Regions from separate parts of the Homo sapiens genome. Here regions 1 and 3 are each linked to region 2. Evidence: chromatin contacts called from ENCODE Hi-C or POLR2A ChIA-PET data. All regions are on one chromosome and are shown on one strand. The core of a region is the stretch at or near the end of the contact, and the rest is flanking DNA. Distances in the headings are between cores, read along the strand shown. Region 1 holds the start of BRI3BP (BRI3 binding protein). Region 2 overlaps AACS (acetoacetyl-CoA synthetase). Region 3 has its middle 5.1 kb from the start of UBC.

Evidence for each region. A loop is a pair of places that touch in the nucleus more often than their neighbours do. ChIA-PET counts read pairs that join two places held with the same protein, here RNA polymerase II (POLR2A). Pooled maps may share reads with other maps.
Region 1: a loop to region 2 is called in a map of PC-3, with 5 times the contacts of the local background. The contact joins the promoter of BRI3BP here to the enhancer-like site in region 2. A Hi-C loop is called at or near these places in 2 of 168 maps with a recorded cell type or tissue (PC-3 and PC-9) and 2 of 50 pooled maps. POLR2A ChIA-PET finds 5 or more read pairs at or near these places in 4 of 52 experiments (H1, OCI-LY7, Panc1 and 1 more).
Region 3: POLR2A ChIA-PET joins it to region 2 with 10 read pairs in PC-9. The contact joins two enhancer-like sites. POLR2A ChIA-PET finds 5 or more read pairs at or near these places in 4 of 52 experiments (A549, H1, PC-9 and 1 more).

What each region holds. Positions count from the first base shown.
Region 1 is chr12:124,992,142-124,995,574 of GRCh38, reverse strand. It overlaps BRI3BP (BRI3 binding protein), which reads right to left and starts at 1,930. Exons shown (of 3, transcript NM_080626.6): 1 at 1,572-1,930. The coding sequence starts at 1,784. RefSeq lists enhancers at 1,051-1,140, 2,860-3,360 and silencers at 1,231-1,290, 1,301-1,550, 1,561-1,610, 1,711-1,760, 1,781-2,100.
Region 2 is chr12:125,123,110-125,126,715 of GRCh38, reverse strand. AACS (acetoacetyl-CoA synthetase) reads right to left here. Exons shown (of 18, transcript NM_023928.5): 11 at 1,947-2,011; 12 at 1,692-1,814. Among named protein-coding and RNA genes, the nearest start is that of AACS, 59 kb to the right of the region's middle. Within about 2 kb of position 2,220, at least 5 of the 41 ENCODE cell types and tissues checked have a DNase peak (open chromatin) inside an H3K27ac peak, as active enhancers do; they include OCI-LY7, PC-3 and PC-9, where a contact is called at or near this core.
Region 3 is chr12:124,907,846-124,911,265 of GRCh38, reverse strand. No RefSeq gene overlaps it. Among named protein-coding and RNA genes, the nearest start is that of UBC, 5.1 kb to the left of the region's middle. RefSeq lists a silencer at 1,509-1,803. Within about 2 kb of position 1,617, at least 10 of the 41 ENCODE cell types and tissues checked have a DNase peak (open chromatin) inside an H3K27ac peak, as active enhancers do; they include PC-9, where a contact is called at or near this core.

The sequences.
Region 1 (3,433 bases), core at 681-3,180, 130 kb after region 2:
ATTCGGAGATGCTCTGCCAGAATACAGATTGTCTTATTTAAGTAAAAGTCTTAAATAACCACTCGTATTTCATGTTTGTTGGCCTTAGATTGTCACATGGAACCACCGTCAGTTGAGACATGGGGATCCTGTGGTCACCCTGCGTGAAAAAGACAGGCTTATTTTTGCTCTAAAACAAATGATTTCTGCCTTCAAATAGCTCCGAAACGGCATCAAGAGGAAGTAAGTGAGACTCCCTGCACTCACACCCCTGATCCTTTCCCGCGCCAGACTCCAGGGCAACCTTTTCACATTCAGGCGTTCAGCCCTGCTTCCTTGCCCCTCTTTGGCCACCTACAAAGCGTTCTCTCCCCTACATGTATGAAGACACAGACCCACCTGTGCAAGAGGTGCCCCTGCCCACAGGAGAGGGAGGTCAAAACTTACTGTTTTCCTAACAAATTAACCTTTCATGTTATCCAGTAAGAACATGCAGTCAATCTGATTTCGGCCTTCATATTCCCTTCTATTCCCCACTCCCTCTCAATGAGCAGAAAACTTTAACTTTTTAGCCATGATTCTGGGCCAGGAAGGTACCAACTAGTCATAATTACAACCTCGCAATGAAGGGGAATGATTACTATCCCCATTTAACAAATAAAGAAACAAGCTCAAAGAAGTGAAGTCACTTCCCCAAAGTCATCCAACTGGTAGAGCTCCAACTTGAACCCAAACTTCTCTGACTCCAAAACCCCAGGAAGGCTGGCGGCAAGCAAGAGCCCCCTCCTCCCCAGGGAACAGCAAAGGAACCGCAATACCACACACAACTGTCCCCAGTAACTTCCTCCTTCTCAAGAGCTAGTCGGCGGACTTCGGCCCGGAATGGCACCCCTATCGCACCTAGCTCCAGAGAGCAGGAATTGGGGAAAACCCCCTGCGATCCTCCTGGGACTCAACACCCTTCCCAGGAGGCTGCAGGATCCGGGACCTCCCCAAACTAAACAAAAGGCTCCACGCGAAAGGCCCCGCACACAGTAGGTGCTCGGTTTCCCAAAGCCACCGAGCAAATCGCATTGCTCCCTTCTTTTCCTGTAAAGTAAAAACAACTCCAAGTATCTTCAAAGCAGGAGGAGGAGTGGGGCAGAAGGTCCCAGGGGAAGTGGGTCGGGATGCGAGGCTAGGACAAACCCGGGGTAGCTGGGGAGGGCGCAGCCGCGTGGGGACCGAGAGCGCCAGTGTGCTGCCTGGCTCACAGTAGGAGCCATTCAAACGCGGTGAATGAATGAATGAGACGCGCGGCAGGCGTCAGCGCAGCCGGGAGAGACTCTGGCTGCGCCGACCGCGGAGGCAAGGTCCAAGGAGAAGCGCGGCGCAGAGGAGAGGGCGCCCCGAGGCCCGGCCGCCCAGACCCGCACTGGTCAGGCCCGGCGGGGGCCGCAGGCGGCAGGCCCCGAGGCGCAGGCCGGACCCCCTCTTCCCGCGCGCTGGCCGGGCGGGCAGCCCCGGAGGCCGCGCTCCTCCCAGGTCGGCCCCGGTAGCCAGGTGCGTGGCGACCGGGGCAAGGTGACCGCGGGCGCGGGCCCGGCGCCCACCTTCTGAGCGGCGCGCACGTTGTCCTCGCCGAACAGGCTGCTGACGCTCTGGGAGAAGGTGTTGACCGTGCGGCGGTAGCTGTTCTTCTCCGCGCCGCCGCGGCCCCGCGCCCCCTGCGCGCCCGGGGCCAGCAGCCCGAGCAGCAGCAGCAGCAGCAGCAGCAGCAGGAGCCCGGCCCGGGCCAGGGGCCCGCCTGAGGCGCGCGCGCCCATGCTCGGCCGGCGGGGCGCGGGGTCGCGATGCGGGGTGAGGGCCGTGCGCTGGGCCGCAGCGGGCTCCGGCTAGGGCAAGGTTGGCGCGCTCGGGGGCCGCGCGCCGCGCCTTTACCCACAGCCGCCGCCGCCGCTGCTGCGCCACCTGCCCCGCCCCGCGCGCAAAGGCGCACGGCCCAGCCCACGCCGCGCCCCGCCCCCGGCGCGGGACCAACGCGACCCGGCCCCGGGGCCCCGCGCCCGCCTCCCGGAAGCCTGCCCCGACCCGGTGCGGCTTCTCATCATTTAAAAAAAAATTCTCTTTTTTAACTTATCCGTGGAAAAGCAACCCGTGCCTGTAAAACTTGCAACAGCTTCAACCAGGAAAGTGACTGCAACTGATTGAAAAACATGAAATAGACATATATGTAATCTCCCTGAATGTATTATAATGGTACCCCAAAATTCGCCCTCGTGGGCATCAGCTCATTCATCCTGAAAATTTTAAATAACAAGAAAGCATCAGGCATCCTCCTGCCCTTCCTGAATGAACTGTATTTCAGAGCCCCAAAATAGTTGGGGAGGGACTTTCTTTTACAAAGTCCAGCTAATACATGAGGATGAATGAGAGAATCCGAAAATTATTTGGCACCCCTCAATAGAATGATGGATTCACGCGATGATCATCAGAAATGGGTACAACCAAGAGGGGAGGGTTTGGCGGGGAACTTGAAAATGGAGGGGCTAAGCCGCGAAGTCCCGGTCCCGCCAATCGATCTTAGTGCCAGGAAGTACCAGCGCCACCTGCGATGGATTCTTGCCAAGACAAGTTGAGCATGAACCTGATGGGGCCTCTAGATCAAACCTACAGTTTACAGGAAATATGGCAGATAAGGAAAACTTAGAAGCAGCAGAAGCAACCAACCAACTCCAGCATGTGGGGCATTCTACCAAACAAACGACCCAGTTTGTTCAATAAATAATTGGTATAAAAGGTGAGCGAAGAGGAGGATAATTGGTTTTAAAGACTTAAGAGCCATAATAACCCATGCAATGCAAGGACCCTGTTTGCATCCTAAATCAAACAAATCAAGTCTAACCAACATTTTTTTTAGACAACCAAGAAAATAAAACTCAATTTTTGCCAATCCAAAGAATACAAAATGCTCTTATTTTTGAATTTACATTTTCTGGATTCCTAGTAAGATTTTCATAGATTTATTGGCCATTTGAATTACTTCTCTGTGAATTACCTATTCATATCCTTTGCACATTTTTTCCTGTATTGTTTATCTTTTTAAAAACTTTTTTGTAGGTCGGGTGCGGTGGTTAACGCCTGTGATTCCAGCACTTTGGGAGGCTGAGGCGGGTGACCTGAGGTCGGGAGTTCGAGACCAGCTTGACCAACATGGAGAAATCCCTCCGTCTCTACTAAAAATACAAAATGAGGCCAGGCGCCGTGGCTCACGCCTGTAATCCCAGCACTTTGGGAGGCCGAGGCGGGCGGATCACAAGGTCAGCAATTTGGGAGGCCGAGGCGGGCGGATCACGAGGTCAGGAGATCGAGACCATCCTGGCTAACACAGTGAAACCCCGTCTCTACTAAAAATACAATAGCCGGGCGTGGCGGCGGGCGCCGTAGTCCCAGCTACTCAGAGCCTGAGGCAGAA
Region 2 (3,606 bases), core at 971-3,470:
TAGCTACTCAGGAGGCTGAGGTGGGAGGATCACTTGAGCCTGGGAGGTGGAGGCTGCAGTAAGCCATGATCGTGTCAGTGTGCACTCCAGGCTGGGCAACAGAGCAAAACCCTGTCTTTAAAAAAAAAAAAAAAAACTGACCCAAAGATTTCTATGGGCAGCAATGGAATCAACTCTTAAGTCATGTGAAGGGGAATTGAGGTGTGTACCCTAAACTACATCTGTGTAAAAATGGGGTGCTCTCGCCCCATTTACACACACTCACACACACTCAAGCACACACGCTCACCTATGCACAGAACATCTCTGAAGGGAACGACGTCGGCTTCCTTGGGGAAGGGGGACGGCAGCCATGAGGACACCTTTGTGGACTGAATTTTTTACCACGTGCGTGAACCATTTTCTAAAGCACAACTTTATGTTAAGAAAAAAGTTATGAGAAAAAATGCACTTGGGGGCCAGACACAGTGGCTCACACCTGTAATCCCAGCATTTCGGGAGGCCAAGGTGGGTGGATCACCTGAGGTCAGGAGCTCGAGACCAGCCTGACCAACACGGTGAAATCTCATCTCTACTAAAAATATAGAAAAATTAGCTGGGCGTGGTGGCACATGCCTGTGATCCCAGCCACTTGGGAGGCTGAGGCACAAGAACTGCTTGAACCCAGAAGGTAGAGGTTGCAGTGAGCTGAGATCGCACCCACTGCACTCCAGCCTGGGTGACAGAGCAAGACTCTACCTCAAAAAAAAAAAAAAAAATTCACTTGGAATCCACATATAATACACCCATATATATACATACATGAGTGTGCATGTACACATCCATATATACCTGTTTTCCACCTGCAAAAATGACCGCACCTTGTAATTCTGCAATCTGATTTTTTCACTCATCATGGCCAATGGCCATGTTTCGATGTCCATCAGTGTATTTCATGCACTTCTAATGGCTGCATAAATTAAGACTGTACCCTAAATTATTCAATCAATTTCCTTCTGCTGGGCATATAGGTAGTGTCTATTTTTTACTTATATAAACAATGTGGCAATATTTGTCCTTCCATACAGTGGATTCTCACTATTTGCAGATTCTATTTTGGGGAATTTGCCTACTCACTAAAAGGTATGTTACACCTCCAGATCCATACTCTGGAGCTTTTGTGGTCACTCTCAGACATTGCAGAGCAGTCAAAACCCTAAGTCACCCAGGCACATTCCCACTGAGGTCACACAAGGCGACACAGCCTCCCTGCCTTGCTCTCACACACAGGAGCCCAGGGCAGGGTGGGGCAGGGTGCTGTCTTCCCGGGCGTGGCATCCCAGCTCTAGCACCTGACGGTGGGGCAGCCTTGGGCAAGTCACTGAATGCTTCTGAACTGCATTTTCTCTTTTGCAAGATAAAAAATGTAGAACCTACCAAGATGTATTGTTTTGGATTTTAAGACTATAATCGATGTGAGAGGTGTGTGTGTGTACATAAATCTATTTCCCCCAGGAGCAAGGGTTCCGTATGGGTTCCGTGTTCACAGTGACTTCGTGGAACATCACTGCCTCAGATCATGAGAAGGGACTGTGCGTATTGGCTGCCCAGCGGACTGTGTCCTTGGGATGAATCCAAGCACTGGGCAGAGGTGTGCATACTTATGGGGCCGGCGGGGATGGCTGGAAGGACTGTCCCCACCGGGGCCATACCTGAGATGGAGCCCAGGAGGATGCTGCTCTTGATGCACCTGTAGACATACTCGTAGCTCTGGGCTTTCAGTGGGGAGCCAGTGGACAGGATCGTGTGGAGCATCTGGAGACTGTGGGTTTCCACTGGGGTGCAGAGTCACCAAAAGATTAAAACTAAACCCAGTGCCTGAAGCCTCACTCGCAAGCAGGAAATAGGATGGATTTAATTTCCTTGATTGGCAGTACAGGGAATGAGTACTGAAGAGGCACACTCACCCGGCTTCATGGCCTTCTCTTCCAGCACTGACAGCCACTTGGCCCCAGTTACCAGGACAGTGATGCTAGGGTGCAGGCGGGAAAGAAAACACCAGAAACTCTTCAAGGCTCTTGCACCAAAGCTTTCTAAAGTTAGTGATTTATTTCTGACAAGTTTGCAAAACCCAAGAGAGAGCAGTTTTCTGGGTTGAACTCATACTTCATGTTTACTCGAGTCTGAGTCACGGCACCTGACTTCCTCACAGGTGCACCTGACTGCTCTTTACACTGATTTCAGCACGCAGGGCCAGCTCCCTTTACCACGAGGCGTCACATAAAACAGTCGCTCACCCGAACCCATTATCTTCCCAACTGCAGAGTATTGTATCTTGGGGGACCAAAGGAGGCCATAAAAATCAAGTCCCCTCAAATTCTATCCTCACACATTCATTCACCAATGAAGAGAAGGCTACAGAATTATTATTATTATTATTTTAGACAGGGTCTCCTTCTGTTGCCCCAAGCTGGAATGCAGTCGTGCAATCACAGCTCACTGCAGTCTCCAACTCCTGGGCCCAAGTGATTTTCCCACCTCAGCCTCCCAAGTAGCTAGAGCTACTGGTGTATGCCACCATGCCCAGCTGAGAGACAGGGTCTTGCTATGTTGCCAGGCTGGTCTTGAACTCCTGGGCTCAAGTGCTCCTCCTGCTTTGGCCTCCCAAAGTGCTGGGAGAATTCTTTATTTGTGAAAACATGTGCCATACTTGAAACTCTCCACCCATCCCCTTTTCTTAAACAAGATCACATTTTTATGAAACTTAGAAAAGTCCAGCTCTTCTTGAACATTCAGAATCCACCGTTCTATGCATTTGTGCTCACAGAACAACACACGCTGCTGAATATACCTCACTGCGCTTTCAAGGGCAGCCCTGTCTAATATGCTATTTCCTTCCTCAGCTTTTCCTCCAGCCAGGCGGCCCTTCACATGTAAACTCAGTCGGCCCAACTAAAGAACGTTATTCTCTTCGGGGCCTAGAGGAGGCTGTGAGATTCAGACTCTTCTGGGTCACTCTGGGCAGTAGAACCTCAGTCCTGCACATTCGGTGGAGAGACTCATCCCACGGAAGACCGTCATAGCATTCGCTGTCTGAAGCCACGAGGCAACATGGCACAGAACATCCCGGAATTCAGGGCTGGCTGGGCTGGGCGTGGCTAAGGCAATGGCAGGGTGGGTCTCCCTCCACGCAAGGAGGCGGGTTACCATGGTCCTTCCACCTCCCACACCTTCGTTCTCTTACTTCCCCAGACACACCCTGCCACCAACAAAGCCACCACTGTACCCTAGAGATGGCTGGAGTTTTGGGGGAGGGAGACTAGCTCCTCCCACCATCCCCCATGCTTCTTTCATAAACTCAGAGTTTGATTAACTACTTCAACATCATAGCCAAGGACTAAGGTGTCACTTCCTTTGCAAGTATCACTAACAGAGGATGGAGACCTCATGACTCTAATGGTGATCACCCGGCCCTGAGCAGCAGTGACCACCTCCAGCTACAGGTACAAAGCTCTCCAATCAACAGCCACGCCCAAACAACACACGGGTTTTGTGCAATCCCCCCACTGCCCACCCCCAGAAAACTCGAAGGCTCTCTGTGGGTCTAAAGTGCGTCTAAGTGCAGGC
Region 3 (3,420 bases), core at 368-2,867, 210 kb after region 2:
GGAGATGGAAGTATTTTGCATATGTAGATTTGCTTATAAGTTAACTTTAAAAGTACTGGTTTGTGGGTGATGTGTAAGGTAACGGAATGGGAGAATTACTGGAACACCAGGAAAGGAATTTTAAAAGGTGGGAGTGATGGGGTAACTGAAAGGATGCTTTCAGTGCATAGGTCTATATAAATGCACATTGAGCTGCATAGACAGTCATGGGATCAAATTTTAAGAGGATGTGGAAGGTAAAAAAAGGCATAGCTACCAAGGTGTGGAAAAAGAATTAGTGGTTAGAGAGTGAGCTATTCGTTGAAACAATTGCGTTCTTGAAACAATTCTTGCTGGTAAAATGTCACATTTTATGTGACTACAGGTGGAGGATTGGCACATAACCTAACCAGTGGGGGAAACAATTGACCTCTGGATTTGTCCAAGTGTATAGTAGCATTTGCCCAATCGAATGGTCCTGGTAAGGTGTTAATGTTGACTAGAACCAAAGGTGGAAGTTGCAGGGAAACTGGTTTAGTACAAGGGTGGACACCAGGCAGTCATCCAGAGGCCCATTAAAGGCCTTGGAATGTTTTTCCGAAGGAGAATCACTCCCTCTTCTCTCGCTTAAAGTTTTAGGGGATTCATGAACAGCTGCTGTGGGATAGTTTCATGTCCCTAGCAATTGTAAAGCAACTGAGGGTGGCTTAAACCAGTTTTAGCTTTAGGGTTAGGGTTACTGGACTAAAATTTGAGAAATTCATAAATCTTAAGGAAATCCATTGTGAGTTTTCATTATGAGTGCATCCAATGTATAATTTCCATGACCCTCCCATGCAAGTGAGCATGTGAATCAGGAAACGTTACAAGAACCCAACAAACTCAACCACTACTAGACAGGCGATCACTTCCAGTTAGTATGCAACTTTCTGTGTAATTTTAGTTACCATTAAAATCTGGATGACCTTAGTGTAAGGAAAAAATACCTTGAATAGTGTTAAAGATGTACACTTGGTGTCAGGCATTGTAACATTGATAAATCTGTGTAAGGTGCTTTTTGAAAACTTCAAAGCTGCATCAAGTCAAGTACAAGAAAGGCCATGGCTGCTAAAGCTGTTGAAGATGTGGGATGGAACTGGGTCACATTGGTGTTAACAGCGTTGTGCAGAGCCGGCAGGATCTTGGTGTGAGCGAACATTAGTCTATTTAATAAAGCTGTGTGAATGTTGTAGAGGTGAGGATGCTCACTTGAAAACTCACTGAAGAACACTTGGCCCCTTGAACTAAAGTGCTTCTATCAAGTTCAGTGAGAAATTCCGAATTACAAGCATAGGTACTAGAAAAGTTTTGAAAAGCAGTATAGAGCAACATAAGCACATTCATAAAATTAGTGATGTAGAAAGTGAAATTTCCACGTATGGTCACTCCCAGAGAAAAAAAATACGTTTATTTACCTTTTTTAAAAATAGGGGATTTCAGGCCGGGTGCGGTGGCTCACGCCTGTAATCCCAGCACTTTGGGAGGCCCAGGTGGGCGGATCACCTGAGGTCAGGAGTTGGAGGGATGGCAAATCCCATCTCTACAAAATATACAAAAAAATAGCTGGGTGTGTTGGCAGGCGCCTGTAATCCCAGCTACTCGGAAGGCTGAGGCAGGAGAATCGCTGGAACCCGGGATGTGGAGGTTGCAGTGAGCCGAGATTGTGTAACTGCATTCCAGCCTGGGCAACAAGAGCAAGACTCCGTCTCAGGAAAAAAAAAAGGGGGGGTTGGATTTCGCTTGTTGCCTAGGTTGGTCTCAAACTCCTGGCCTCAAGTGATTCTCCTGCCTCTGCCTCCCAAAGTGCTGAGATTACAGGTGTGAGGCACCATGCCAGGTCTCTTACTGTTTGTAATTAAATACATACACATTTTGTGTGTTTGTGTGCAGGTTTATAAAGTCAAAGGTGATAGTAACCCATTTAAGTTCCTACTCAATTTTACTTTCCAGGGATAACTAACTACTTTTTCTTTTTGAGATGGAGTCTCGCTGTGTCGCCCAGGCTGGAGTGCAGTGGCGCGATCTCGGCTCACTGCAAGCTCCGCCTCCCTGGTTCACGCTATTCTCCTGCCTCAGCCTCCCCAACAACTGGGACTACAGGCGCACGTCGCCATACCTGGCTAATTTTTTGTATTTTTAGTAGAGACAGGGTTTCACTGTGTTAGCCAGGATGGTCTCGATCTCCTGACCTTGTGATCCGCCTGCCTCTGCCTCCCAAAGTGCTGGGATTACAGGCATGAGCAACCGCGCCCAGCTGGGATAACTACTTTTTACAGGTTGATATTCTTTTGGACTTTTCCCCTGTGTAAAAATATACTATATTTGTTATGTACATATTATGTACATACAGACACAAATTGGACCATTCTCAGTATAATGATTCTCAGGTTTTTTTTTTTTTTTTGAGGTGGGGAACTAGATAATTATGGACATCTTTCCATACTAGCATATCTAGATCTACCTCATTCTTTTTAATATTTTTGCTAGTATTCCATTGTATGAATGTCCTATGATTTACTTAACCTGTCCATCAATATTTGTTTCCAGGTTTTTGCTATTATAATGCTGCTGCAAAGTACATCCTCACACATCTTTATTTTGTCTATTCATATTTCTGTAAGATAGGTTACTAAAGTTGGAACTGCCAAATTAACACTATCATACTATTTTGTTTTTTAATTTTAATTTTTTAAAAAATGTAAAATGTGCAATTTCAAGAGGAGAAACTTGAACACAAGGAGCAAAATCTATTTTTATAACATCCTATTAAAAGCTTGCTTTACATAAAGATTTTGAAAGAATAGCATAAATACAAGATTTCTATTTTAATTGGATTCTTAGGGCTAATAAAATAATCAGCCTTAGCACTTATTTATTTATTTTTTTTGAGACGGAGTCTCGCTCTGTTGTCCATGCTGGAGTGCAGTGGCGTGATCTCGGCTCACTGCAAGCTCCACCTCCCGGGTTCACACCATTCTCCTGCCTCAGTCTCCCGAGTAGCTGGGACTCCAGGCGCCCGCTACAAAGCCCGTCTAATTTTTTTTGTATTTTTAGTAGAGACAGGGTTTCACTGTGTTAGCCAGGATGGTCTTGATCTCCTGACCTTGTGATCTGCCCGCCTCGGCCTCCCAAAGTGCTGGGATTATAGGCTTGAGCCACTGCGCCCGGCCAGCACTTATTTTTATAATTCTTCATGATTACTGTGTTACTGTCCCATGATATTTCTCAATTTTTAAATTTTTCAAAAAAATTAATCCTTAATGTGCATATTTTTGAATTGTTAATATAACTTTTTGAGGTGATGTCTTCATGTGTTTCAACTACTTAAAAACTTTTAAACAGTATATAATAAAAAATCTTCCAGGCCACTCACACCTGTAATCCCAGCACTTTGGGAGGCTG